Linked DNA regions of Homo sapiens: all the other regions are linked to region 2. Evidence: chromatin contacts called from ENCODE Hi-C or POLR2A ChIA-PET data. All regions are on one chromosome and are shown on one strand. Each heading gives the region's core, a stretch centred on a gene start or an enhancer-like site at or near the end of the contact. The rest is flanking DNA. Distances are from core to core; before and after follow the strand shown. Region 1 holds the start of RHEB (Ras homolog, mTORC1 binding). Region 2 holds the start of KMT2C (lysine methyltransferase 2C). Region 3 overlaps PRKAG2 (protein kinase AMP-activated non-catalytic subunit gamma 2). Region 4 holds the start of PRKAG2 (protein kinase AMP-activated non-catalytic subunit gamma 2).

Region 1 (7,057 bases), core at 1,161-3,660, 920 kb before region 2:
ATATGAAATACTGAAGACAGAAAATAGGGACTAAAAGTGACCCTGTATCCCACCGGAGACTAAGTTAGCACAGTATTTAACAAGCAACAGTTTGTGAGGACAAGGCTAAGGGGTGGCCTGTCACATCTCCGTCCTCAGGAGGACGCTGAATAGAGGGAAGATAAAACAGAATGGATTTCAACTGGACATAAGGAACTTCTGTAGCCAAAAAAAAAAAAAAAAAAGTGATAAAACTAGCCCTGCTCACCAAAGACTAGAGCTACCATTTCGACATTTGAAAAGGGTAAATCAGTCAAGATCTTTAGGTCATTCTCTTGGGTTGAAATCAGGTAGCCGAGGTACTTGTTGCCTATAACGTGATTATTCAGGGACTACTATTTCCAAATAGTTGCCAATAAGTACTTACTTGACTGACTAGGGAAGGCTCACCCAAGAGCCAGAACACCTCGCGGTCCCAACTCCTCAAAATGCAGAGGAGGAAATCAAGAGAACAGAGACAAGAGCATGGATTCAGGCTGCCAATAAAGGCTGGATCCCAGGTTCCATGTTGATATTTGAACAATTAGTGACTTTGAACCCCTCCATTTGATTCATGGTTACTTCCTGGCTGCAGCTGTTAAAGCTGCCACCTATGCATCCCCTCGGATTCAGCACCGCATCGCACAAGAGTTCCCCTACGACTCTAGGCACCCCGCATCTCTAGCCAAGCTTCTTTCAGCCCTTAATTTCCCCCCGGCTCTCGACGGAGAGGTGGTAAAAGGATGAGTAAGCATGCAGTGGCTGATCTTGGTCAAAGAGCACAGACCCTGGCACAGGCGGTGGAAAGCGCAGTTGGGGAGTGCATCCAGTGAGCGGCAGGCAGGTACAAGCTTCCCATGACAGATAGTCACCCCGTTCCGCAATCACGGGAGCCTCGGAACCCTCGCTTTCACCTCCCCATCCCCTCAACTGTGGCCCGGTGCACGCCTTCTATAGACAGTTACTTCAAAACAGCCCGAAAAGATGAACTAATTTCTCCAGGCTTCCGGATGTCGGGAGACAATACAGCCTCACCCTGAAGCGTGTCTAAGTTCAATCGCTCTGGTTTCACACAGGCCAGAAAACCGCTCGTTCTGTAACACCCCGTCCGCCCCCCAACCCGACCCTAAGCCACCTTATTCAGCAATAAGGCGACTGCTAGGAACTGTTTCAAATGTATGTCAACCTTTTGGGGGAAGAAAAAGAAAACAAAAAGACTTTGGAATTACTTCAACAGCCTGGTTGCAAGTACCTGACCTTATTCCTTCCCGAACAAAAATAGGGCACCGAGAGATCAGACATTCCTTTTTCTCTGTCTTCCTACCCAGGCCGCCAGCAGCATCTCGAGGGCCTCCAGAGGGACCTCTTTTGGGGGATCGCCTAGGTTTCCTATGCAGAAAACTTGCGTTCAGTGCCCAAACGTCCTCTAAATCCCTAGTTTTCTTTACAAGGGTAAACTTCACCACAGATGGAATGAAGCCGAGGCGCTGCTTCCTTTGTTAAAATCCCACGGACTTTCTTTTCCTTACATCGGGGGCGGGGTGGGGGAGACCGCCAGCCCCGGTCACGCGCGCCCGCGGCGAAGGCGGGGAGGCAGGTGTGACTCCCTCGCGGCAGCCTCTAGCGCGGCTCCCCGGCGCCGCCTCACTTCCCCAGACGAGACCCGGACTCCTCGGCGGCCGACGGCCCCCGCCCCGCGCCTCCCACGCCCTCCGCCCGGCCGCCACCTGCCCGCCCGGCCCGCGGAGGGCGCCCAGCTACCGCGGCTCCTCCACCGGCGCGGACGCCGCCCCGACCGCCACCACCTCCGCTCAGAATGGTGGTTACGAAACGCGCGGCCCCCGCCCGCCCCGCCACATGGCCGCGCCGGCTCCAAACTTCGCAGGCCCGGCCGCGACCCGGCTCCCAGGCGAGGCCCCGGCGGCGCGAGGAGGCCGCGCGGCCACCGGCCACTCACCCACAGACCGGTAGCCCAGGATCGCGATCTTCCGGGACTTGGACTGCGGCATCTTGGCGGCCTCCTCAGCCCCGGCCCAACCACATCAACCGCGGCGGCGGTGGCTCCTGCTGCTGTGATCGGCGGCGGCCGCGCCGGGAGAGAGCGGCATACAGAGCAGGGGCGGCGGCGGGCGCGGCTGCCTCTCGCTCGCTAGCTCGCGCGCTCCCAACCGCCCGGAACCGACCGCGCGGCGGCGCCCCTCCCCCCCACAACACGCCCACGTGACCGGCCGGCGTCAGCACCGCCCCTCTTCGCGCCGTGGCCCGCCGCCTCCGCCCCCCGAAATACGCGGGGGGTGCGTCGGGGCGACGTTTTACTTTAAAGGCAAAAAAAGGGGACGCCGCGATGCCCCCAGAAAAGTCACGACTGAAACTCGCTGCGTCATGACCCTCCCACCTTCTTCCGCCGCTTTTTAATTACGCCATTCTCCCCGAGCGCCGATTGGACAGCTCCTGCACAGCCGCGCGATGACGTGTCGGAAACTCCATCTCCCATTGGGGGAAACAAGGAGGCGGGGAGGGGGGGGCGGGGCTGCCCGCCCGGGAGCTAAAAATACACCTCGCTGCTACCGCGCTGTTGGGCGCCGGCTAGGTTTGAAGGCTTCAAACTTCCAACCGGTTAGGGGCGGGCGGGAGAGGCGGAGAGACAAACGGTGGCTCCCTGGTGATTGGCCAGAACGGAGCGCAGGGCGGGGCAATAGGTGGGAGGTGCGGTGATTGGCGAAACGCTAAGCGGTTGGCGGGTTCGCGCCCGCTGAGCCCGTGAAGGGCGCGAGGCGCGTGGCCTGGGCGGGTGGGCTGGCTCCTCCCTCGGGGTTTTTTGAAAATTCTCCTTGAGCTGCGTTAGCGTTCGTGTCTGGGTTTGAGGATGTAGTGGTGACTAAGCGTCACCGACGGCCGAAGGACTGTGGGAAGCATGGAGTCTGCGTTAATTCAAAGTGTTAGGAATTTCATTAAAAACAGGGCGAGCCTCGTCAGTTCTGGTGTCCGCTTCGCTTCGCGCGGAGCTCGGCGCACCTCCTGGAACAGCGCCGGGGCGGGAAGCCGGTTCTCCGCCAGCACCGGGGCGGCTGGTGCGGCGGGCAGGCCCGAGCCGGGTGCCAGGAACGCCTCGGGCCGCGGTGTGGACGGGCGGAGACCGTGGTGTGGGCACAGCCTTCCCAGGGGTGCAGTGCAGAGGGGCGCGGGAAGGGAAGCCCGGCCGGGAACGCAGGTGCCGTTGAGGGACCAGCCTGCAGGCAGGCCCGGCGTGGTGGCTGCTGGAGGGCTTGGCACTTGCCGAGTTAGCAGAGACTCCGCCGCGCCGGGGAACCCGCCCCTATTCTGCCCAGGCTGTTTGGCAGTGGGGACCTGCAGAGGCCGGGCATGGCCCTTCGCCCTTTGCCAGTGATCGGTGGGGAGGAATGAAGCCAGGGGAAGCTGAGTGGCAGGCCTTGTATTCCAGCGTAGGAAGGTTTAGAGGTGACTGGAGTCGACTTGGAACACCCAACCCAAGAGCGACTCCCTCCAGCTTTCCCACGGAAGCACTCCGATGAGGGGCTGGGGTGTGCATTCTTGTCCTCGGGGATCTACAGATGGAAGCCCCAGGCAGCCAGCCAGAAGTGATCAATGTCTGGAAGTTCTATGTTTCCATGAAATGTTGAGGTTTACGCTATAGTTATTTTAAGTATTTTAAAATAAAGGTCTTAAAATGCACTCTCCTGTAAAATGTGTCGTTTTTATCCTGTGGATTCGGATACCCTCACCACGGTGTTTTTGAACAGATGCTACTAAATTCCTTGCATTATAAAATCAGTTTAGTTTTACCTTTTTTTAAAAAAAATAGAACAGAATAGAAAACTGCGTTATGCATAGTAAGGGTAAGTATGTGTCCTCATTAGTACAGTGGTGAGTTAAAAAAATGAGTAAGGGTAAGTTTGTGTAAGTGCACGTGTAGATATATATGTTTATAGATATGCTATATATGTATTATTGCATGTTGGGATTTACTGTAGTTTCTTTCTTTTTTTTTTTTGAGACGGAGTCTCTCTCTGTCGCCCAGGCTGGAGTGCAGTGGCGCAATCTCGGCTCACTGCAAGCTCCGCCTTCCGGGTTCGCGCCATTCTCCTGCCTCAGCCTCCCGAGTAGCTGGGACCACAGGCGCCCGCCACGACGCCTGGCTAATTTTTGTATTTTTAGTAGAGATAGGGTTTCACCATACTGGCCAGGATGGTCTCGACCTCTCGACCTCATGACCCGCCCGCCTCGGCCTCCCAAAGTGCTGGGATTACAGGCGTGAGCCACCGTGCCCGGCCTCATTGTAAAGTTTCTTACAGTGGGTTGCTTCAAAAAGTTTGAAAGCACTGCCCTAGCCTGAGAATATTGGTAATCCAGATGTGAAGCACAGTTGTAAAGGACAAATTCATTCAAAAAGTTTTCCAGGCTGGGCGCGGTGGTTCACACCTGTAATCCCAGCACTTTGGGAGGTCGAGGCAGGCGGATCACGAGGTCAGGAGTTCCAGACCAGCCTGGCCAACATGGTGAAACCCCGTCTTTACTAAAAATACAAAAATTAGCCAGGCGTGGTGGCACATGCCTGTAATCCTAGCTACTCAGGAGGCTGAGGCAGGAGAATTGCTTGAAACTGGAAGGCGAGGTTGCAGTGAACTCAGATAGCGCCACTGCACTCCAGCCTGGGCAAAACAGTGAGACTCTGTCTCAAAAAAAAAAAAAAAAAAGTTTTCCAGTTGCTGTCTTCAAGCCCTTTAATGTAGGATCCAAAGGTTTAGAAGATTCCTTTATTCTAGAGTGGGGAGAATTTGTTTGGTTTGAAAAGTGACTTAGCCAGCCTGGGGAACATGGAGAAAAGCTGTTTCTACAAAGAAATACAAAAAAAAAGCCGGGCGTGGTGGAACCTGCCTGTAGTCCCAGCTACGTGGAGGGCTGAGGTGGGAGGATCACTTGACCCCAGGAGGTCGAGGCCGCAGTGAGCTGAGATGGTGCCACTGCACTTCAGCCTGGGTGACAAAGTGAGACCTTGTCTTAAAAAAAAAAAAAAAAAAAGAAATGGCTCAGATTACCTAAAATAGTAGGGACTCATTGTCTGAATTCACATGGAAATACCTGACTGCAACCAGACAGCAACAGTGTTGGAAGAAATGGACTTGCTTTTGTATTCAAAGTAGCTCCCTTATTGGTGGCTAACTCAGTCACCTTTGACTTTGCAGCAGCTGGAAGGTCTGCTGCCACCAGTCAGCTTCTCCTCAGCAGGTCCTGCTTGTTCGGGAGTGCTCGAGTCCTCAGCCTGCTGCCTTCTCTCTGTGTGTACTTCCACTTCTGTTCCCTTTCCCTGCGAACTAAGAACTATGTGTCTTCTGTTAAGTTCCCAGAGAGAGAACATCATCGGTTCTGTTAATTCCCATCATCCCTTGAGTGAGGAGCTCATGCTAAGCATGTAGATTGTCCAGAGGGGTCTCTGCTGACCTACACCTCTGACGGCTGGTGGTTATGGAAGTTCTTTGAAATTTGGACATCTGATATTATGGGGTTTGTATTAACTTTCCATGAGCACTTCCAAGCCCAGTATCTGATTTCTAGTTCCAACATATTTGTTTTAAGTACCAGAGATAACATACAAAACCTTTTCCCCCTACCACTGGGTTACACCAAGGTCAGAGTAAAAAACCACTGCTGTGATTGTTTTTACCAAAAGGACATTCTTTTATGTGGAAAAGGGTGACCCCAATGAAAGTAGACATTAAGGAGTTTTGTGGTTTGGTTTGGTTTTTAAAAATATTTGATGAGGGAAGAATGGAGAAGAACCAGAATCCTCTTGATCTTGGCATAAGCCAAATCAGACTGAACTGTTATGTCTCACACTGGTGTCATTCCAAATCAAACAATGCATGCAAAGGTTATTCTATTATGTGGTCATCTTATTGGAGTCAAAGGGGCAGGTCCTTTGTGGATGGAAGAGGGGTTTCCTTGGTGGGGAGTTGACTGTCCTGTCCGCAGCGTTGTAGGATGAAAGCCATCCTGGGAAAGGTGAATTCCCTGAATTTCACTGGGAGGAAGGTAAATCCTGCCCTCTCTGACATACGGGATCAGTTTGGTCTGAACTCTGAGGTATGGAGTTGCATGGAGTCCTCCCAGAAGAGGGAATGTGGAGTAAGCCAGCCCTAAGGCCATGCAGGTAGGGCATGTTTGAGAGAGGGCTGGCTCAGCAAAGAACTCTGAGGACAGGTCTGGGGTTATACAGTAGTTGTAAATTGTTCTCAACTGTTCTCAATTGTTACAGGTTGAATTTGTCCCCCGCCAAAAGATATGTTGAAGTCCTACCCTTTCAGAATGTGACCTTATTTGGAAATAGGCCATTGCAGATGTAATTAGTTGAGATGAGATCATATTGGAGTAGGGTAGGCCAATCCAGTATGACTAGTATCTTCATAAGAAGAGACACAGACATGCAAGAGATGGTCAACGTGAAGACCAAGGTGGAGACTGGAGTGACGTCTTAAGCTAAGGAACTCCTGGGGCTACCTGAACCTGGAAGAGGCAAGGAAATGTCCATTCCTAGTGACTTCAGAGGGAACACGGCCCTTCTGACACTGATTTCCGGCTTCCGGCTTCCAGAACTGTGAACAAATTTATCTTGTTTTAAGCCACCCAGTTTGCGGCACTTTGTTATGGCAGCTATAGGAAACTAACACATTAACTGTCCTCAAATTTTCAAGAAAGTTTCATTAAAAGTTCAAATCTGGTTTCTGCTGGGCTGTGAATGAAGTTGGCTTCTCCCATCCCCAAGACCAGGATGTTCCTAGTAGGAGCCTTCACCAGCAGCAGGCTGCCAAGCCCAGCAATCTCCTGAGGTTGCTGGTAGCAGTGGCCAGGCAAAATGGTTGGAGCAGAACACACACGTAGGACCTGTTCCTAAGAACCCATGCAAAGGCACCTGGGAGACACGCAGGAAGGGCCAGGAGGCCCCTTCCTTGCAATAAAACAGGTGATGGCTCGTGCCTGCACAGCTTGGATTACATGTGATCCTCAGATGCGTCTTAGATGT
Region 2 (6,911 bases), core at 2,801-5,300:
GAAAAGGAGAAATTTTGTTGGGGGAAGGGCGTTACAAATACAGAGTAGCAACCTAGCCATTTTTGCTGGTCCTTGTAATGACAATCACTGGTTGTGCCTAATTTTTCTACAACAATAATGCTTAAGGTGGCTCTCTAATAATAGCAATTGCCCTCTGAAAAGAAAGTGGTTCAGGGTATAAAGAGTTTACTCAAAAAAGGCCAAGGATAGTGCTTCAGAAATCCTATACCTACCACCTGCTGCTTCTGTACAACCACCCCCATCCCCCACACCCACACCCATTTCTAACATCAACTTTCATGAACTGGTAAGAAACATAGTAGAGTAGAATGTTTCTTTGGCTTCCCAACTTGGTAATGTGAATTTACAGTGTAAGGATGGAAAAAATAAGAAAAAAGCTTCAGAAAAATTTTTTAACATTAACACAAAAATAATGAGATCTTTAATATGTGCATATTCTGACAGAGGCCTGCCAATGGTTAAGACCTGTGCCTCTGATAAAGATGATGAACTACTCCAAATTATCAAATAATTTGATACTTTTTACAGTTAAGGAAAACTTTCAAATGAATGTAAATTTCACTGTGCCACTTGACATTTGTACAATAGGAAACCTCTATGTATTTACTTTTCCAACTCTAAGATTAATAGCTTCAGTTCAAGTTTCTTGATTTTAGGTAGTAAAATTTTAAGATATTTATAGTTAATGTAAAAGCAGTAACTATATAGCTATGCTTTTTATTCATGACAAAATACACAAAAACAATCTAGCTAACACTATAAGACAAGAAAATGCTTTATTTACCTAATTATTAAAAATTTAAACTTGAGGAAAGTGTAATTGGTGGTGCATGTTTTTTTAAGCCAAAGATAAATACATAAATCCACTTCATTGTCAAAAGGCATCTTCTCAGCGGGGTGCGGTGGCTCACGCCTGTAATCCTGGCACTTTGGGAGGCTGAGGAGAGTGGATTACCTGAGGTCGGGGGTTCAAGACCAGCCTGGCCAACATGGTGAAACCCTGTGTCTACTAAAAATACAAAAAATTAGCTAGGTGCGATGGCGCACACCTGTAATCCCAGCTACTCTGGAGGCTGAGGAAGGAGAATCGCTTGAATACACGAGGCAGAGGTTGCGGTGAGCCGAGATCATACCACTGCACTACAGCCTGGGCTACAGAGCAAGACTTCGTCCAGAAAAAAAAAAAAAAGGCATCTTCTCTACTTAATGTAACTCACTAAGTTAATGAACATCTAAGTAACATTAGCAACTTAAAATATCTCTATGAGATTTAGCAAAGAAGATTAATTTTCATTTCTCAGGTGAATTATTTGCAATTTCACATAATTTCACTGGTTACAAACCTAATTTACACTGGTTACACATAAGTTTCACTTTCAGGGTCTTTACTGTCCAACTACAGGGTCTTTTCTGCATGGATTCTTATACAGTATAGAGATACACAATTCAAAAACCTCTTTGCTTTCCAATTCATATGTTAGTTTCCATTTACATGTTGCTAAAAACAACTGGAGATTCCATTCCCTTCAAAAGACACAATTTCAAAAAAAACGCTCTAAAAAGTTTAGACCCGTCAAATTTACCAGTAGACTTTAATTTCCTATAAAGAAAGCAGTACTAGTTTTCAAATCTAAAAGAAAAAGCTCTCTACAGACTTACATTTGTTCTAAATATTTCCAAAAGTTTTGATTTTTCATAGTTAGATTATACTGTTATTCAGCAGAAATTTTTTATCTTCTCCAAAGGCTGCCTATTTCTTCATGAGATTCAGAATTAAAATAATAAAGTGGCAATACCCTAATCGTCCAGTGCACTCAGGAGCTGCACTAATACAAATGAGCTCATTTCAAAAGTAGGGTGTGTGCGAGTGTGCGCGTGCGTGTGAGTGTGCGCGTGTGCGCGTGCACAAGCACGCCCTTACAGGAGTATGGGGTGTGGGGTGTGACAACATAGATCTAATCTTTCTGGAGTAAGAATTCAAATGCAAATTTAAAACAATACTTGCAAATTAATGTTCAGTAAGAGATGAAGAAATGCTTTGCAAATAGTGAAATGGGAGGCAATCAAGGTAAAACCCCAATATGGCTTGTCCTGAGTTGCTTTAAAGGATGCAAAAAAAAGTGGCTTACATGTCTAAAAATTACTTAAACCTCCACTTCCTTCTACAAATTTCAGTTAATACAGAATAAGGGCATTTTATACTTGCCACTGTATTACAACGCAAGTGGCATAATAAATAAGTCCTAACTTTGTATCACGAACAAGCTAATGTAATAATGTACACACATCCTGTACTTGCTTCCCTCACGATTATCATAGCTAGGTAACAGCTGGCAATAAAATATGGAGGCAAGTTGAAGGCCCTGAATCATTTTCATAGTAAAAGGACAGCGGGGCAAGAAAAGAGCACATTCAAGTCAAGAGCTCAATGGGTTCCCACAACCCAGCTCTGCTATGCCTCAGTTCACGCTACTATTTTTACTACAAATCACCAAACAACAATACTATTACTAAGTGAATGCACCCGAACCAAAGAAACAGCCTATCCATAAACGTGCTGGCTTCCTTCACGTCCCAGCGCACCCTTCCACTCCCGACAGTTCAATGAGAATATCATCTCACGAAATGAGTAAGCACACACGCCATTCTACAACTTCGAGAGACATTCACAGTTCTTCCACGGCACACGCGAGAGCCACAGAAGCCGAGCAGTTCGCTGGCACTAAAACGGTGTCTTAATTTACAAGCAAAGCCGTCAAATAACCGTTCTGTAAGAAGACATTTCTGGTCCTCTAATAAGCTGGGGTCCAGCCCTACTGTACGCTCAAAGGCAGGCGACCCTATTCCCAAGCCCCTTACAGCTAAGACTTACGAGGGAAGCGACATTTACATCTGCACTCTCTCCGAATAAGTGCTCTTGGTATTCTGCCTTACGAGGGGACGCTGGCTACGTCTCCAAAACTTAGGCAGGCCGTTCCCCGAAGCTGGGGGATCCCACAGGACTTGTGCTTTCGGAGCCCGGGAGTGCGGTGCTGGGTGTTGGGGGAGGGGGGAGGAAGAAGTCAAATGGCTTCCTAATATATCATCAAAAGAAGAAAACACAGGTTTGGGACCAGGAAAAGTTCCAGGAGCAAGTCGCTGACAAACAAAAGCTGCACTCGCCCGGCCGCTTTCTTCTCGCCCCCAGCCCGCGCCCCGAGACCACCTGGCCCGGGCGTTTTGACAGCTCCGAGAGTTTCCCGAGCGCCGACGGCTCGGCGGTTCGCCCGGAGTCCGTCCGGGGACTACCTGGGCGCGCTCCGGGCTTGTTTTCTCAATGATCCAGCTAGGCCAAGACGCGGCTACGAGAAATTTCTCCAAAAGAAGAGTCGCGGAGAAGACCCAGTGAAAAGGCCCGACTGAAAAGTAAAGTGTGCGGAGCCGGGCGCCGGCGGGAGCCCGGGCGGGCGGCGCGGAGCGGGGGAGGCCGGGCGCGGGCGGCTACCGAGGGGCGCGGGGCCGGGGCCGGGAGCCGCCACCGCCCGCGGGCCCGCCCCGCCCCCACCCCGCCGGGGGGCGCCGGGGCGCGGAGGCCGCGGGGCGGGCGCCCGGTGACAGCTCCGGCCCGGCGCCGCCGCTGGCTCCCGGCCTGGCTCCCTCGCACTCAACTTACTTCTTTCTGGCTCTCTGGAAAGGGGAAGCGCCATCTTTGCGAGGCCGGCCCCGAGGTCTTTTGTCTGCGGCTGCGGGGCTCGGGGCCGGGGCTCCAGGCTCCTCGGGGGGTGGTGGCGGCGGCTGCGGCTGCTCCACGCTCTTGTCCTCCTCCGACGACATCCTAGTCACCAGGAAAGACACATGGATCCCGGTCCTCCTCCTGGGGGGCTCCCGCCGCCGCGGCCGCCGCCGCCGCCGCTGCTGCTCGGGTTCCTCCTCCCCGGCTCAGCCTCTCGCATTTCCCGCAGCCCCGGGAGCAGCAGCAGGTACCGGGAGAGGCGGCAACATGGAGCGAGCAGGACACGCACTCACACACATCGGCGCGGGCGCGCGCACCTCCGCGCGCAGGGGCCGGGCGGGGGGCGGCGGGCGGGGCGGGCGGTGCGGGGCGGGCGGGGCCGGCGGGTGCGGGCGGGCGGGGCAGCCGGGCGGGCGGGCGGCGTGAGGGGCGCCGGCCCCCGGGGTCTCCGCCCGCGGCCCCTCCCCCGAGCCGCCCGCGGCAGGAGGAGAAAGGGGCCCGGCGCGGGGAGGGCCGGCCGCGGGGCCCGGCGGGGGCGGCGAGGGGGTCGCGCCCCCGGCCGGCCGCCCCTCCCCCGCGCGTCAGGCCCGTCAGGCCCGGGCGGCGGCGGCGGCGAAGTTTTGACAGCTGCTCCAGTGGCGGCGCTGGGCGCCGGGCCGCGGCTCGCTCCTCACACTCGCTCTCTCACACACGCTCGCTCGCTCTCCCGGAGCAGGGGAGGAGGAAGTTTTGCGGGTGTGCTTGGACCCCACACACACGCCGCGCGACCGTGGCCGTCGCGCGAGGCCCGCGCCGGGGATCCCCCGGGGCGACCCGCACCACAGACCTCTCCAACTCGCAGCCGTCGCGCCCACACACCGCCGCCTCGACGGCCCCCGCCCGCTCCCCCACACTCGGCCCCTCGCCCGCCCCCCGCGCGCCGCCGCTGCCACTCACGGGCCTCGCTCCGCGCATGCGCCGCTCCCGCCGCCCGCGGACGCGCCGCCGCCGCTGACCTCACCGCCCCTCCCCCTCCCCCCCGGGTTCCCTCCCCCTGTGACGCGGCGGCCGGGCCCAGCCGCGACTCCGGCTCCGGCTCCGGCTCCGGCTCGGGAGGTAGCCAAGCTGTGGACCCAGAGATCCGGGATCGGGATCGGGGAACTGCGGGCGAGGGCGGGAGGGAGCCGCGGACACACGCCGAGGCGGCCGCGGTCGCCCGGCGCAGCCCGGCGCGAGGAGCAAATGTGCGCCCGCACGGCGAGGGCAGCCCGGGCTTCGCTGGTTCTCGCCGAGGTCTTTCCTCGTAGCGCCCACACTACGGGGAGGAAAAGGAATGGAGTCAACTTCGTTCGAATCCAACGCCAGTTAGTTTCCTTATTATAACGTCATTTTTTTTAATCCAGAAAAGGTTCATAAGGATGTAAGACGAAAAGAACGATGACAGCTCGAGAAATAAAACGGTTAGAGACAAAATAAGCCAATAAAAACCCAACCACTTGATTTTAACGTTCAGTGTGTTGTGATGAAGAGGCAAAAATCGAAGTACTTCTAAGCCACCTCTCATAATATGTAAAAATGGTAAAAAGAAAAATGGGGCTAGAATCCGCCTGAAAAATGCACTTTCTCAAGAAGGACAGTTACAAATATGGGATTCTGGATTTCTCAGGCTAATACCTAACACTTGGACGATGATCTATTCTGTGCTTTCCATTCACTATCGATTAGTTTATGAGAGTGAAAAAATTCTAGATTTGAATGGGGGGAAATAGTAAGACCTATCAACCATTTGTGAAGGATTGGGGTAAACTATCATTTAATAAGCATCTACTTTGGGCCTAGCGTTAAGAGGCACACTCTCATGTTGATTTCTTTTGATCTTCGCAGTGTAGTTTTAGTGTAAGGTAAAAAAAAATAGGCTCCTTTTCCAGCGATGTTTGCTTTCCCTTCTAGTAGCTAGGATGTTAACTTTAAACTGTGTCTTCTACTTGGGCAAAATACACACACTTTGATTCCCAGAGCCTATTCTAAATGAAAGCATAATTTTTTGAAATGGCTGAAATGAGGAATAACGTCAGATAGTCATTTGAATACCTTCAGGGTTTAATCCCTGCTGGCTCTTTCAAATTTACTAAATTTATAACCAAAGGAAATTTGGGATTGAGGAGGAGGCTGGCATGGTAAATGCAAACTAGAAATTAAAAGTGCCTGACGATTACACATAGAAATACAACATATATGTGACTAGTGATAAACATATGATGTGATCTAGTGAAAGTTTACTCAGTACAAATTTGAAAGCACCCTTTCTTTTTTCATTTTCTTCAGCACATTGTACTTTAAATAAAGTGTGCTTTCAAAACTGGATTATTGATCCAAATATTTAGCTGTGTTCCGTACTGAAATTAGAATAGGCACTTCCACGGTGAGTTTCACATGTACAAAATTATACATCAGGATAATTTACTTCCATACGCTTCTCCAGCACTTCTGAGAACTTAAGTGTCAGTGGATACAAATTGCAAGTCACTCCTGCTGGAGAGTTCACAAGAAACAAAGGGTACTAAGAGCAGAAAAGTGAGCCGAGTGAATGGAAGGGTAGAAACAGAGGTTTGTGCAGGGATGCTTCTGGATAGATGATGATGCAGGTAAGTAAACTCAGCCTGAAATCTCCATTCCTTTGGCCACTATGAGCAGGGAGTTGGGATCTGTTTTAAGAGAGCTGATAGCAGTCTCCTTGGCATGAAGTTATCATGAACAGAGCAAATCAAATATAACCCAGGATGCTGAGGAAGGATTCAAGGAATACTTATTCAACATAAATAAAGGTTTTCCAGAGGTTTTTCCGTCTCAGTCATCCAAATTACACAGCTCTGAGACCACAGTAGCAAAAATCTAGGAGGCAGGGAGCTGAGGTCCTTCAAAATTATGAAAGCAAAAAGGCAGGAGCATCTGGAAACAGTACCAAATACAACAGAAAAATATTAGAATGTGTACTTTCTAATAAGTATACATGTTAAATATGGGATTTTAAATTTAGGTAGATGTGTACTAACCTGTTAACCAATCATCTGCAAAGGGGTGAATTACAAGGGACTTTTACTGTCTAAAATATTTGAATATTTCAAAGCACATGTAGTAATCATCTAATCATATATATATATATATATATGTAGTTTTTAATGGGGAGGGAATGAGCATT
Region 3 (7,530 bases), core at 4,058-6,557, 800 kb before region 2:
TGCGCAGGTGTGGGCTCCGCGGCGCGGGGAGGGGGAGAGGGGCTGGAGGCTGCAGAACGCCCCGGGGCGCCAGCTAGGGGATCCTTTCTCGCTTTCCTCTTCCCTTTCCAAATTTTAGATGTAACTGCCCATCCTCGGCCCCCTTAACAAAAATCGTTCCGTGGGCTACACGTATTGTAGATGCACTTTGTCGCTATCCATTTTTTTTTTTCCAGCATGGAACTCTTAATTCGCGTCCTCTCTTCGCAGCCGAGTGTCTTCTCGGTTGGGGAGCCGCTGCCAAAAACGTACACACCCTGAATCTGGCCCTGGCCGCTCAGGAGCTGGGTATCTGAGACTCTACTATGGCCAACTCAGGTTGGCAGGCTGCGCGGCCAGCAGCCGCTAGCCTCCTGGAAGGGCAGGACAGGCCGAGAGGGGACTGAGGTCCCTGGCCCCACGGCCCATCCCTGCAGAGTGCACGGGCGCCGCGAATGCGATTAGCTCCAGTACCGATTAGGGCTGAAAGGAGCTTGGCCCTAGCGCTCTTGCAAGCCGGGCCTGAAAGAGGAAGTCCTGAAAATGCCTCTCGTTTAGCTTTGTCATCTTACTTGCGCCAATCCCTAAGTCTTAAACCTCTTAAAAAAAGAAAAGGGGTGGGGAGAGAAAAAGAAAACAAAACTAAGATGTTTCATGGTAAAAAGCTACAGCAGATACCATACTTCATAGTGAAAGACTGTTTTCCCTATGAAGTTCAGAAACCAGGCCAGGGTGTCTGCTCTCACTAATCCTATTCAACATGGTTCTAGAAGTACTAGGCCCTGCAATAAGGCAAGAAAAGGAAAGAAAACGCATACAGATTGGAAAGGAAGAAAAACACCTGTGTAGATAACATGTTATCTACATACAAAATATCAAAGAATCTACAAAAGAAAGAAAAAACTCACCTGGAATTAGTGAGTTTGGTAAGGTCATAGCATACAAGATCAACACACAAAAATCAATCACATTTCTATAAACTAACAATGAACACATGGAAAAATATATAAAACAATATCACTTAATACAATCACTTCAAAGAAAATTAATACTTAGGCATAAACTCAAGAAACCATGTATAGTAGCTGTATGCTGAAAATCACAAACTGTAGATGAAAGACGAGCTAATAAATGGAGAGACAGTCCTGAGCTGGAAGCCCCAACATAGTAAAAATGACAATTCTCCCCCAGATTAATCTTTTGGTTTAATGCAATTGCTACCAAATTAGGGTTTTTTTTAAAGACATAAATAAGCTTATTCTAAAATTTATATGGAAAGGTGCAAGCTCTAGAATTCTATTTATTTATTTATTATTTTTTTGAGACGGAGTCTCGCTCTGTCACCCAGGCTGGAGTGCAGTGGCGCAACCTCGGCTCACTGCAAGCTCTGCTTCCTGGGTTCACGCCATTCTCCTGCCTCAGCCTCCCAAGTAGCTGGGACTACAGTAGAATTCTTTAATCTTGAAGTCGCTTAATATTAAAGCAAACTATATAGATACAGCAATCAAGACAATGGTATTGGCAGAAGAATGGATATAATAATCAATAGAAATAAATAGAAAACCCAGAAATAGACCCATGCAAACATGGCAAACCAATTTTTGATGGAGGTGTAAAAGCAATAGAACTGGAGTAATTGGATATCAAAAGGTAAAAAGACAAAAACAAACCCCAACCTAAGCCTTGCGTTTTACACAAAAATTAGCTCACATTGGATCGTGAACTTAAAACTATGAAACTTTTTGGAGAAAATATTTGGGAACTGGGGCAAGGCAAAAGTTAGACTTGACACCAAAAACACAGTCCATAAAAGGAAAAACATAAATGGACCTCATTAAAATTAAGAATTTTTGCTCTGCGAAAGACCCTGTTAAGAGGATGAAAAGAAAAGCTACACAGTAGGAGAAAATACTTGCAAATCACATAGCCAACAAATTACTAGCACACTGCCTATAGGGTTAGCCCTGCTCTCCAAGGAATAGCAAAAATAAAATAAAATAAAAATGTCTGGAATACATAAACACTACCAATATTAAACAGAAAATGGAGAAAATAATCCAATTAGAACATAGGCAAATGACACAGAGCTGTTTCACCAAGAAAGATATACAGATGGCAAATTAGTGCATGAAAAGATGTTCAAAGTCATTAGCCATTATATAAATGCGAATTAAAACCACAATGAGATACTACTACACAACTGTTAAAATGGCTAAAATCACAATAGTAACAACATCAAATGCTGGTAAGGATGTAGAGAGACAGACAGGATTACTTCTACACTGCTGGTGGGAATGCAAAATGGAACCACTGTTTTTTTTTTTTTTTTTCTTTTTTTTTTGAGACAGGGTCTCCCTCTGTGGCCCAGGCTGGAGCGCAGTGGACCTATCTCAACTCACTGCAACCTCTACCTCCCAGGTTCAGGCAATTTTCCTGTCTCAGCCTCCTGAGTAGCTAGGATTACAGGCACATGCTACCACAGGTCAGCTAATTTTTGTATTTTTAGTAGAGATGAGGTTTCACCATATTGGTCAGGCTGGTCTTGAACTCCCGACCTCAGGTGATCTGCCTGCCTTGGCCTCCCAAAGTGCTGGGATTACAGGCGTGAGCCACTGTGCCTGGTCAGGAACCACCACTCTTAAAAACAATTTGGCAGTTTTTTATAAAACTAAACATGCAACTACCATGTAACACATCAGTTACACTCTTGGGCATTTATCCCAGGGAAATGAAAACTTACATTTACACAAAAACTTGTACATGAATATTCATAGCAGCTTTTTTGCAACAGTGCAAACGAAATAACAGATGTCGTTCAATGGATGAATGGTGAAGCGGGCTGTGGTAGGTCCATCTATACCGTAAAATACTACTCAGCAAGAAAAAGGAAGGAACTACTGACACATACAACAACTTGGATAGATCTCCAGGGAATTATGCTGAGGGGGAAAAAGCCAGTCCTAAAACGTCATATACTGTATGATTCCATTTATATTATAGTCTTGAAATAAAATGGTCGAAATGGAGAACAGATTAGTGGATGCCGGGGATCAGGGGCTGGGGTAGGGGGCCAGAGGTGCCTATGGCTATAAGAGGATAATGTAAGAGATCCTTGTGGTGACCGAACTGTTCTACATCTTGACTGTATCAATGTCAATATCCTGCTTGTGATATCACCCTGTATTTTTCCCTATGAGTCAGGCCAAGCTGATTTAATTCTGTGGAGGAAATGACAATAAATTTTTTTTTTTTTTTTTTTGAGACGGAGTCTCGCTTTGTCCCCCAGGCTGGAGTGCAGTGGTGCCATCTCAGCTCACTGCCAGCTCCACCTCCCGGGTTCACGCCATTCTCCTGCCTTAGCCTCCGGAGTAGCTAGGACTACAGGCTAATTTTTTGTATTTTTTTTAGTAGAGACTGGGTTTCACCGTGTTAGCCAAGATGGTCTCGATCTCCTGACCTCGTGATCCACCCGCCTCAGACTCCCAAAGTGCTGGGATTACAGGCATGAGCCACCGCGCCCAGCCAAAAAAATCTTTACTGAAATATAATTCACATACCATAAAATAACTCACCCATTTAAAGTGTGCAGCCCAGTGATTTTTGGAATATTCAGAATTGTGCAACTATCTAAGTTTACATTTTCATCATCCCAAAGAGACAGCTTGTACCCATTAGCAGTCACGTCCCATTACCTGCTCAACCCTCACACCCATCCCTAGGCAACTATTTCCTGTCTCTATGGATTTGCCGATGCTGGGTATTTCTCATCAATGGGATCATACAATAGGTGGTCTTTTGTGACTAGCTTCCGCTTAATGTCAGGGCCCATTCACATTGTAACACGGATCAGCACTTCATTTCTGTTGACTGCTGAACGATACTCTGTTGTGTGGACACACACACCTTGTTTATCCTTTCGTCAGCTGATGGGCACTCAGGTGGTTTCCACTTTTTGGCTGTGGTGAAAATGCTCCTATGGACATTCCTGTGCAAGTGTTTGTGTGGACATGTGTTTCATTTCATATATACAGGAGTGGAATTGCTGGGCCACAGGGTAACCCTATGTTTAATATATATATATTTTAAATTTAGTTTTGAAATGGAGTCTCACTCTGTCACCCAGGCTGGAGTGCAGTAGCGCGATTTCAGCTCACTGCAACCTCTGCCTCCTGGGTTCAAGTGATTCTCCTGCCTCAGCCTCCCGAGTAGCTGGGACTACAGGTGCGCACAACCATGCTCGGCTAATTTTCATATTTTTAGTAGAGATGGGGTTTCACCATGTTGGCCAGGTTGGTCTCGAACTCCTGACCTCAGGTGATCCACCCGCCTCAGCCTCCCAAAGTGCTGGGATTACAGGCATGAGCCACCACACCTGGCCTCTCTACATTTAATATTTTGAGGACCTGCTGAACTGTTTTCAAGGTGGCTGCACCATTTTACATTTTTACCAGCAATGTATGAGGATTCAAGTTTCTCCTGTACTGTTTAGTTTTGCAAGATGTTACCACTGCGGGGAACTAGGTAAAGGGTGCACAGGATCTCTCTGCATTATTTCTTACAACTATATGTGAATATACAATTATCTCAAAATAAAAAGTTTAATTTTTAAAAAAAGTTTTTTAAAAAAACTTGGAGTGAGCCAAGGTACACAGGAAGTATCTCTCGTTCTAAGTCTATGCTTTTGTCTCTTGCAATAATTTAAAAAAATTCTTACCGGTGTTTATGATAAGCACCATCAATTTCACCTGTAATCGTGAGGGGTTGTTTTTTGGGAGGCAGAAATGGGCAACAAATGGCAGTATGTACGTCAGGAGGACCGCAAAAGTGGTTCACAGACTGAAAAGACCTATAAACCATCACTACAGAAGTTGGTAGAGAGTAGAAATTCTAACAATTAATGTTTTATGCAACTCCACTTGATAATGAATGGGTGTACAGGAGTAGCCTAAAATAAAAATGTTTTTATGTAATATGCTAGTGGGATTGAATTTATTTCTACAGGTTTTTTACTTAGTAAGAAATCTTATGTTTTCTTCCTTAGAAAGGAGGCTACTCATGGAACAACAGAAAAAGTCATGAGGTTTTTTTTTTTTTTTTATAACACACTAAGTCAATTTCAGGAATTTGAGGGCTTTTACAGTTTAGGTATGTACATTAATGTGCACAGGGTCAAAAGACAGACGAATTTGTCAGCACACAGAACTTGAAGCTGGTGGTCGTCGTTGCCCTTTTATGGCAATGTTTTCTTAAAGTCTCAACAGACTTATGCCAGACTTAATTTTAGCTGTTTCAGGCAGGCAGGGAAAGCCGGGAGAAGAGGCGAAGGGAGGGGAAGGGCGTGGGCAATGTCATGCAAGCAAAGGGAAGGGGCGTGCACTTGTGACACCGACTCCTCTCTCAGTCCATCAGCATCAGGGATGTTTGATGTAGCAAAAACAGACCAAATCCACCACCCAAACCCTCCTGATAATCCAGACCGATCTCCCCAGGGAGAACAAAATGGGCCAACCATGGCAGGGAGGAACTGGGTTCTGCTAACAGCCTGGCACAGTTCCACCACAGGGAACATTTCCATTTATATCACATCAGCCAGTCTGAGGTTACTGGACTCTAGTGTGGTGGGAGGGAACAGAGGGACCCAAGTTGGACTTTATGGAGAGAATGCCTGAGAAACATGGAGCCATCACAAGTGTGACTTCTTGGTTGGTAAAAAATGCTAAATTATTATCCCGGCATGGTGGCTCATGCCTGTAATCCCAGCACTTTGGGAGGCCGAGGCGGGCGGATCACAAGGTCAGGAGATCGAGACCATCCTGGCCAACATGGTGAAAACCCCGTCTCTACTAAAAATACAAAAATTAGCCGGGCATGGTTGCGCACACCTGTAGTCCCAGCTACTCGGGAGGCTGAGGCAGGAGAATCGCTTGAACCCAGGAGGCGGAACTTGGAGTGAGCCAAGATTGCACCACTGCACTCCAGCTTGGCGACAGAGTGAGACTCTGTCTCAAAAAAAAAAGCTAAATTATTAAGTTGTGTCTTACATAATTGTGCCCAGGTGCAGCAAAACACTGTATTTTGAATGACTATCAGAAGGGAAAACTTCAGCCTGAAAACTTAATCATAAAACAATTGCCAAAAAAGCACTCCTTTACGCACAGAGGTCGGATATGAGTTTGCTCTGCCTCTTAAAAGAAGTCTTAAATAGCTCCTGCAAGAAATAAATCAACCTCAAATACTGGGTAAGGAGCTCCTGAATAATTTAGCATACAGAACTCTTAGTTTCTGTGCATCCTGCTGTCTTCCTTGAGCTCCACTCTGCTCTGCAAGGGCGTCCTCCAAAGAGTAAAGAACGACGTGAAACCCCCTGGATGCTGGACAGGAGCTGCACATGCACTCTGCTCCCGTTCCCACTGGGCATTCTCCAGGCAGCTCCAACCCACCACTGTGCCTGACATGTCCAGGTCTCAGTCCCAGCCCAGCCCTCTCCTGAGCTCCACACTGCCATCATCTCCACTGGAGTTTTCTACACCAACGCAGATGCACTTCATCTAAAACTGTGCCCCAGTCCTCTGGGTCTTGCCGTCTTGGTTTCTTTTGAGACAACCCACTTGTCTCCATCCCTGCTACACCTCCCCTGTTTCAGGCTTCCATTTTCTCAGGGTTGGCCAGCCGGGCAGCTTGAGCTCCTCCAGTCTTGCCCGCTTTCCAGTCTATTTCCTTCCGTGTAGCCAGAGTGCCTATGATGGTTAAATTTGAATCCAGTCATCTTGACTGGATTAAGGAACACCTAGACAACCGGTAAAGCATTATTTCTGGGTGTGTCCGTGCAGGAGTTTCCAGAGACTGGCATGTGGGTCAGTGGACTGAGTGGGGAAGATCTGCCTCCAGTGTGGGCGGGCGCCATCTAATTAGCTGGGGGCCTGGAGAGAACAATAAAGGTGACAGAGGATTTCCTTGCTCTTTCTCCTGGAGCTGGGACACTTTCCTCTTCCTGCTCTTGGGCATCAGAACTCCAGGCTCTCCTGCCTTGACACTGGGACTTAACAGCAGCAGCCCTCTGGTTTTCAGGCCTTTGGCCTTGGACTGAGAATTACGCCACTGGCTTCTCTAGTTCTGAGGCTTTCAGACTTGGACTGAGCCACGCTACCATTACCTGCATCCCAGGGACTCCAGCTTGGAGATGGCCTGTTGTGGGACTTCTCAGCCTCCATAATCCCATGAGGCAATTCCCCCAATAAATCCCCTCTCATCCATCTATCAGTCAGTCAATCAATCAATCAATCAATCATCTATTATCTATCTACCTACCTCCATCCGTTTCTATCATCTATCTATCACCTATTGGCTCTGTCTCTCTGAAGAACCCTGACTGATAAGAGTGACATTTTAAAAATGTAGTCTTGGCCAGGCACAGTGGCTCACATGTGTAATCCCAGCACTTTGGGAGGACGAGGCAGGTGGATCACCTGAGGTCAGGAGTTCAAGACCAGCCTGGGCAACATGGTGAAACAA
Region 4 (6,874 bases), core at 2,339-4,838, 560 kb before region 2:
ACTGCAAGCCCTGTGAGGACTTGGGCAGATCTTCCCCAGATCTCACCCTAACCAGAGCCTGGGCACGTGGTCACCCTCAGCCACTGTGGAATAACTGAATGAATACTACTTTCGCGGTGGGCTGGCTCATGCCAAGAACGTTATGAAAAGCTGCCAAAGTCACCACTGGCAGCAAGAAGGGTGGTCCGAGGACCCCAACTATAACATGGTTTTTCAACGTTCACGGCCTGGCCTCACAGTCCTTTTTCTGGTTCTGGATTTTGTCTCACACTATCGCTGGCACCACCCCACGGGCACGCCCACACATCACTCACACCCTGCATTTGGAACCAGCCTCAGCATGTGGCTGCCACACAAAATGGCCCAACCACTGGACAATGGCATGTTCTTGTTTCTCTCTATATATTTTTTTAAAAAACTAGGTGTCTGATGTATATGTATATGTATATGATGTATATGTATATGTATATGATGTATATGTATAAGTATATGTATATGATGTATATGTATATGATGTATATGTATGTATATGTATATGTATATGATGTATATGTATATGTATATGATGTATATGTATATGATGTATATGTATATGTATATGATGTATATGTATATATGTATATGTATATGATGTATATGTATATGATGTATATGTATATGTATATGTATATGATGTATATGTATATGTATATGATGTATATGTATATGATGTATATGTATATGTATATGATGTATATGTATATGTATATGATATATATGTATATGTATATGATGTATATGTATATGTATATGATGTATATGTATATGATGTATATGTATATGTATATGATGTATATGTATATGTATATGATGTATATGTATATGATGTATATGTATATGTATATGATGTATATGTATATGTATATGATGTATATGTATATGTATATGATGTATATGTATATGTATATGATGTATATGTATATGATGTATATGTATATGATGTATATGTATATGTATATGATGTATATGTATATGTATATGTATATGTATAAGCCATACATTTATAGGACACTTTACACTTGTCAAGAGTTTTCCCGGGATGGGTGTGATGGCTCACGCCTGTAATCCCAGCACTTTGAGAGGTCAAGGTGGGCGGGTCACTCGAGCCCAGCTCATGTGGACCAGCTTTGGGCAACATGGTAAAACCTCATGTCTACAAAAAAAATAAATAAATTAGATGGGTGTGGTGGCACATGCCTGTAGTCCCAGTTACTCAGGAGGCTGAGGTGGGAGGATCACTTGAGCCTGGGGAGGTTGAGGCTGCAGTGAGCCATGATTGCACCACTGCATTCCCACCTGGGGAGCAGAGTGACACCCTGACTCAAAACAAAAAAAACAATAAAAAAGAGTTTTCCCATGAATTACTTTATTTCAATATCCGTATAAAGCAGGAAAAATGGGTATTATTTCCTGCATTTGACAAATGGGAGAAACAGTAGTTACACGGTTAGCTCAAGTGATCACTGTTTAAGAGGTTTGTGGCAGCAACATCTAACTTTTAACTCACGAACATGGTTTTAAATGTCTTACATGAGAGATGTAAACAAGAATGTTTCATTTTCAAATAGAACACTTATTCCTGCATAATCGAGTCACCACCGTGGGGGCCACACAGCAGCCAGGGGTCCAAGTTTCCAGCCCCAGAGCTTTCCAGCCAGGGAGGGCTGGCCCAGGGCCCCTGTGGGGCTACTTGGCATCAGGTGTCTGGAGACCCGCCCCTGGACTCCACCCTCTTCACCCAAGCGTTAGGCACGTGTGGGCCGGAGTTTACACAGGAGGACCTTAGCGGGGCGTCTAAAAGAAGGGTGGCTCAGCAAACACGGGGCAGTGCGCCCTGGGATTCACAGTGGGAAGTGAGTGGCCTGCCTCGGCCATGCCAGCTGCGCCTGACCCTGTCGGGAAGGATTAGCTTTAATGAGGGGTCCGGACAGCCCATTCACTGCGCACTCCCACCCTGCCCCGGGAGAGCAAAATAACTTTCTCTACGGAGCACTCTGGTGTGTGTGTGTGTGTGTGTGTGTGTGTGTGTGTGTGTGTGTGTGTGTGTGTACACAAACATTTACTTGGTTGGCTGAGGCGGAGGGTGTGACCCAGTGGGCCACACCTCCCACCGCCCTACCCCGCTACGTGGAGGCGAGGAACAGTGGCCGCGGGCTACCGGGGCGCCTTCCGAAAAGAGAACCACTACGCGGCCCGCCGCCCCTCTGGCTGGACAAAGTGAAGCCGCAGGCAGATCCGAGTCGCCAATGTCCTCCCGGGCGGCTGGCGCGGACGGGGCTGAAGTTCAATGCAGCCTGCACGGATTAGGGAGCTCCGAGCCCCCAAATACCACAGAGACCCAAAGTACACTCCCGGGGCGGGGGAAGGGAACGGCGGCAGAGGAGACCCCCGCTCCAGGCCCAGAAACGCCCGGAGAGAAACTGGAGCGGAGGGGGTGCATTGGAAGACGCAGCTACACAGCTCCCCCCAACCCCCGCCCCGCTGCTTTCCCCACCCACCGCCCCTCCCCTCTCCTCCCTCCCCTCCCCTCTCTCCGTCTCCAGCAGCCGAGCGCGGGCTCCACCTCCCCGGAGCGCAGTCCACACCGTCCCTTTTCAGCAAAACAACACAACGCACCGCCCCCCGCACCCGCACCCGGCTGGATACCGGGCTACGCCCAGCCGCCCACCCGCCGCGCCCGGCGCCCCCTCTAGTCTGCAGCCGCCCAGCCCCCGCCCCAGGCGGAGCCCCAGCCCTGGCTGCACGCGGGCAGAGAGAGAGATTGAGCCCCGGCTCCGCCAGCCCAGCTCGGGCCCTGTCCCTCTACCCTTTCCCCAAGCCGCCCGAAGTGACAGGAGGGGCACGCACGGCGCGCGCGGGGCGTCCAGCGTTAACCGCTTCGGCGCCGGGGACGGGAGCGACAGGAGGGCTGGGGAGCAGGGGACCGAGTGCTGGGACTCACCGGAATGTGCACGCGCAGCGAACGCCTCTTCTGGCTGGCATTTTTCTTGCCGCCGCTCCCGCCGGGGCTGGAAACATCTTTTTTCTTCTTGGTGTCCATAACCGCGCTTCCCATAACTCTAACCAGAAGTTGATTCTGCGAAACTCCTCGGGGGTTCGGTCCCCTCCTTCCCTCCCCCGGCCGCTGCCTTCGGACTGGAGCCGCGCGCTCTGTTACACCCTGAAGCCACCTCGTGGGGACTTCCGCGGAGAGGGAGGGTGAGCAGGGAACTCGCGCGGCCGCCGCCGCCGCCGAAGCGCCGAATTCAAGCGTCCTTTCCTACGGAACCCTCGTAGGCAAATCAGTCAAAGCCCGTCCCGGTTCTGGTGTCTCCCCGGGTTACTCGTGGCTGAGGTCTCCCGCTGGGTGACAAAGTTTTCTTCCTTTTGCAAAGCTAAGAAACATTTTCCACCCTCTCGGCTCCTCCCACAGATTCCCAGAGGTAATCTGAAAGGCAGGTGCAATTAAAACCAGCAATTTGGAAAACAAGCCTCCTATGCCTGTGCCCAAGTGGGGAATCTGGAACCAGTAAGCCCGTTCGTGCATAAATGTAATCCTCGGCCGCAGAATAAACCAGCTCGGAGCCTGCAGCTGGGTCCGTCCTCCTTTCTGGGCGAGAGGGAGGGCGGCGGGGGAAGAGGAGGTGCAAGGCGAGCCCTCTGCGCAATTAGGCTACGGGCGGCCGCTGGCAGAAGTTCTGGCGGCGGCGCTCGCGGCCCTGCGCGCCGGAGGGGGCGCCCGGAGTCCAGCGGGCCAAGAAGGGCAGGGCGCCCGCTCCTCGCCCCCCGCCGCGCCGCGGCCCCAGGGGACCGCAAGGGGACAGTGAGGGGCCGGGCCTGGCACCGACGCAAGCTCGGGGAGCGCGGGTGGTGGGAGGCGGCGCGTGTTGAACAGGAAGTGCGCGGCGTGCAGCGCCACCGTCCCGCTCCCCGTCGCCCCACGCCGCCCTCGTCGCCGCGCCCAGACCCCTGCGGCGGCCGCAGCCGCTTGGGACTCGCTGCGAGCTGGTTTCGGATCCATCCCGCCTCCCGGCGTCTCACTGTGTGCCCTACCCTTTGAAACACGCCCCCGCGCCCGCCCTGCCGTAGACCAGGCAGCGAGGAAGCCCACAGTCTCCGGGGGCGCTGCGCGCGAAGTAGCACGTGCTTCTCGAAACACCGCAGCCCCCGGGTCCCGCCCCGCCCGGCGCGCGCACTCGAACCCGCCCAGAGAGCGGTGCGTGGCGCTGGGTGCGAGCAGGGTCTAGCCACCCCCACCCTCACCCCACCCCACCCCACCCTGCTTTTTTCAGGTTCATCAAGGTTTGCGCAGTGGATCCGCGGTAAGTGCGTGTCCCCACGCCGCGGGAAACGTGGGGCTCCTGAGACTGCGGAAAGAATTGGGAGAAGGGGAGGGCTCGAAGACCCGGGCGAGGGTTCCCGGTGCGGCCCAGGTCCTTTAGAGCCCCGGGTGGGCATCCAGTACCGCCTGCTGCCGAGGGCCCTAGAGGGGTTGGGGGAGGGGGCTGGTGTGTCCCCCACCCCCAGATGCGCCCCAGGATGGCGCGACCTCGGCTCCCTGGTGGAAAGTAGGGGGAGTGCTGGCTTGGGGGTCGCTTCCCCTCCTGCTCTAGTTTCTGAGGATGTGATGACCCCAAAGGTCATTGGCGCTCCCAGAATGCTGACGTCAGCTCAGCCGCTCCGAGTAATCAGTAATGCAGGGAGGCCACCCGCAGAAAGAACGCGACAGGGGTCGCTTTGGGGACACCATAGGGCCTTTACTCCTTTTGAGGTGCGTGCTTTCGCAGGACTCCCTCCCCAGAGGAGGAGGCATGATCAGCCCACCCAAAGGATCATCTCTTAGGAAGCAGGCGTGCGCCCACGCAGGGAGAAGCATCCTTCCTTTCAGCTGCTTGCCGGGTGGCTTTTCCAACCCGAGTTCCAGCAGCTTGCACAAAATCCTTACAGCTTGGGTGGTTCCCTGGCTCATAGGGGTGGGTTTATATTCTTTCTCCTTCTCCTCTGCTCTCTGGTCCAGAATGAAGCCAGCCTGGAAGATCCCCAGTCTCGAGACAGAGCCTGACAGGGGCAGATGCACTGGAAGGACCCTGTCTGGGTTTAGCAACCAAGCAGCCATCCTGGCCCCACAGGTGTGGGACTTCTGGGTCTTCTCCTGGCTGGCTTCTTGCTAGAGGATTTCAAGAGACCCAGCAAGACTGTATTGTCCCACTGAATGCTCAAGATATTGGTTAGAAGTAGAAAAGGGGAGGGGGTAGTATTTAGCCTCTGTCCCCACTAAAAATTATTCCCAATTGTCATTTGTGTCATCTGTTTAGCTTACAGTTTTAATCCTTGTCAAAATGATCATTTGCCAGGGTGCATAAAACACCCTATTTGATGAGAACTGGTTTTAAAGGAAAATGGGGCCATCAGAAGGAAGCCGGTTGGTGTGAAGAGACGTCTGGGAAGAGCCCCTGGCGAGGGCCCTCATTCCACTGGGTGACCCAGAAGGAGAAAACCGCGATGGCGCTTCTCATTTGAAATGTTTTCTTTATGGACAGTGTTTAGCAATTGTTATAATGTGTACTTTTGTTGATTGATCTGTATACATATGTAAAATAATTTGTTCTCTGAGTTAATTTTGTTGGAACAAAGACTTTAGTGCTTCCTACATTAAAACATTTTACTGTATTGCCTGCATTTTAAGAGCCTTTTTTTAATTTTTAATTTTTTTGGTCCTTGTGATATGACGAGGTATAAATTCTGGGTTTTGTCCAGGGTTCCTGGCTTAGCACTCTCGTCGCCCTCATCACAGTCTCTTGTTATAATGTTGGGGCGCTTTAGGCCTCAGACACCCCAGGAAACAATCTCCTCTGAACTTCCCCTGCCCTCCTTCACCACCTCACCAGCCCAAGGCAGGACTCTAATCCTCCCTCATCTTTCTGATTGTGGGACTTAAGACCCTCTATTCAGAAGGGGTCCTGCCCCATTCCCGAGAGGAAGAAATCCTGCACGGAAAGGCCAATAACGGTCGGAATAGGCAGGACTTGTTTGGGTGTCCACACTTACTCAGTCACTATTGGATCATACCTTTTTGTTCGATCACATTTCTGCATGGTCGTCAATCGTGTCTGTCCAATGAAGTCTCCTTAAGAAGCCCAAGAGGTCTGGGTTTGGGGGCTTCTGGATCCCTGGACATGTGGAGGCTGCTGGAAGACGGGGTGCCTGGGAAGGGCATGGAAACTCCGTGCCTGTTCTCCCTGTACATCCCATCATCTGTGTTCTTGGTAATATGCGTTATAATAAACCAGTAAATGTACATTTCCCTGAGTTCTGTGTTCCACTCTAGCAAATTAATGAACCTGAGAGGGGGTTGTGGGAACCCCAATTGAGAGCCCAGCCTGTCGGTCAGAAGCTCCGGATGCCTGGACTTGCAACTGCTGTGCGAAGTGGGATGGGGGTGGGGTGCCTTGGGGATTGAGCCCTCAACCTGTGGGATCTGCCACTATCTCCAGGTAGACAGTGTCAGAAATGAGTTGGAAGACACCCTGGTGTCTCCTGCGGAACTGATTGCTTGCTTGGCAGTGGGGAGAACCCCCAACACACACATATGGTGACACGAACCTTCCGCGTTGATGATTGTCGTAGCGTGAGAGCAGAGGAAAAAACAATTTGGGATTTTTCCCTTCAGGGTTCTATATATGAATATTTCTGAATTATGGGGGTTGCTTATAGATGATGTCAGAAGAAGTTTACCTGCCATTTTTTTCCTTCTAGAGATACATTAACAAATTGATCACATATCTTCTGACTGGTGGAGTCTCAGAGTGGAAGGAACACAGTAATTGTTTTGATTTGAGGTGTTTTCTGAAAACCC

What was found. Hi-C counts contacts between places; a loop is a spot of excess contacts on that map. ChIA-PET counts read pairs that join two places held with the same protein, here RNA polymerase II (POLR2A). Pooled maps may share reads with other maps.
Region 1: a loop to region 2 is called in a map of CD4-positive, alpha-beta memory T cell, with 21 times the contacts of the local background. The contact joins the promoter of RHEB here to the promoter of KMT2C in region 2. A Hi-C loop is called at or near these places in 1 of 168 maps with a recorded cell type or tissue (CD4-positive, alpha-beta memory T cell), 2 of 37 single-sample maps with no recorded cell type and 6 of 50 pooled maps.
Region 3: a map with no recorded cell type shows a loop between it and region 2 (5-fold over the local background). The contact joins the enhancer-like site here to the promoter of KMT2C in region 2. A Hi-C loop is called at or near these places in 3 of 37 single-sample maps with no recorded cell type and 10 of 50 pooled maps.
Region 4: a loop to region 2 is called in a map of CD4-positive, alpha-beta T cell, with 11 times the contacts of the local background. The contact joins the promoter of PRKAG2 here to the promoter of KMT2C in region 2. A Hi-C loop is called at or near these places in 2 of 168 maps with a recorded cell type or tissue (CD4-positive, alpha-beta T cell and CD8-positive, alpha-beta T cell) and 7 of 50 pooled maps. POLR2A ChIA-PET finds 5 or more read pairs at or near these places in 1 of 52 experiments (activated T-cell).

What each region holds. Positions count from the first base shown.
Region 1 is chr7:151,517,485-151,524,541 of GRCh38, forward strand. It overlaps RHEB (Ras homolog, mTORC1 binding), which reads right to left and starts at 2,411. Exons shown (of 8, transcript NM_005614.4): 1 at 1,976-2,411. The coding sequence starts at 2,027. RefSeq lists an enhancer at 542-591 and silencers at 1,622-1,731, 1,662-2,091, 1,802-1,921, 2,092-2,251, 2,422-2,771 and 1 more.
Region 2 is chr7:152,431,953-152,438,863 of GRCh38, forward strand. KMT2C (lysine methyltransferase 2C) reads right to left here and starts at 4,051. Exons shown (of 59, transcript NM_170606.3): 1 at 3,674-4,051. The coding sequence starts at 3,834. It also overlaps the pseudogene FABP5P3. RefSeq lists enhancers at 2,118-2,167, 2,478-2,547, 3,018-3,067, 3,108-3,337 and silencers at 3,818-3,877, 4,258-4,307, 4,398-4,687, 4,728-5,067.
Region 3 is chr7:151,632,609-151,640,138 of GRCh38, forward strand. The region is part of intron 4 of PRKAG2 (protein kinase AMP-activated non-catalytic subunit gamma 2); the gene reads right to left. Among named protein-coding and RNA genes, the nearest start is that of RHEB, 120 kb to the left of the region's middle. RefSeq lists a silencer at 1-104 and an enhancer at 475-824. Within about 2 kb of position 5,308, at least 7 of the 41 ENCODE cell types and tissues checked have a DNase peak (open chromatin) inside an H3K27ac peak, as active enhancers do.
Region 4 is chr7:151,873,527-151,880,400 of GRCh38, forward strand. It overlaps PRKAG2 (protein kinase AMP-activated non-catalytic subunit gamma 2), which reads right to left and starts at 3,589. Exons shown (of 16, transcript NM_016203.4): 1 at 2,981-3,589. The coding sequence starts at 3,094. It overlaps PRKAG2-AS1 (PRKAG2 antisense RNA 1), which reads left to right and starts at 3,516. Exons shown (of 3, transcript NR_038926.1): 1 at 3,516-3,614; 2 at 4,311-4,340; 3 at 5,036-5,697. RefSeq lists an enhancer at 2,332-2,451 and silencers at 2,642-2,781, 2,842-2,891, 3,654-4,083.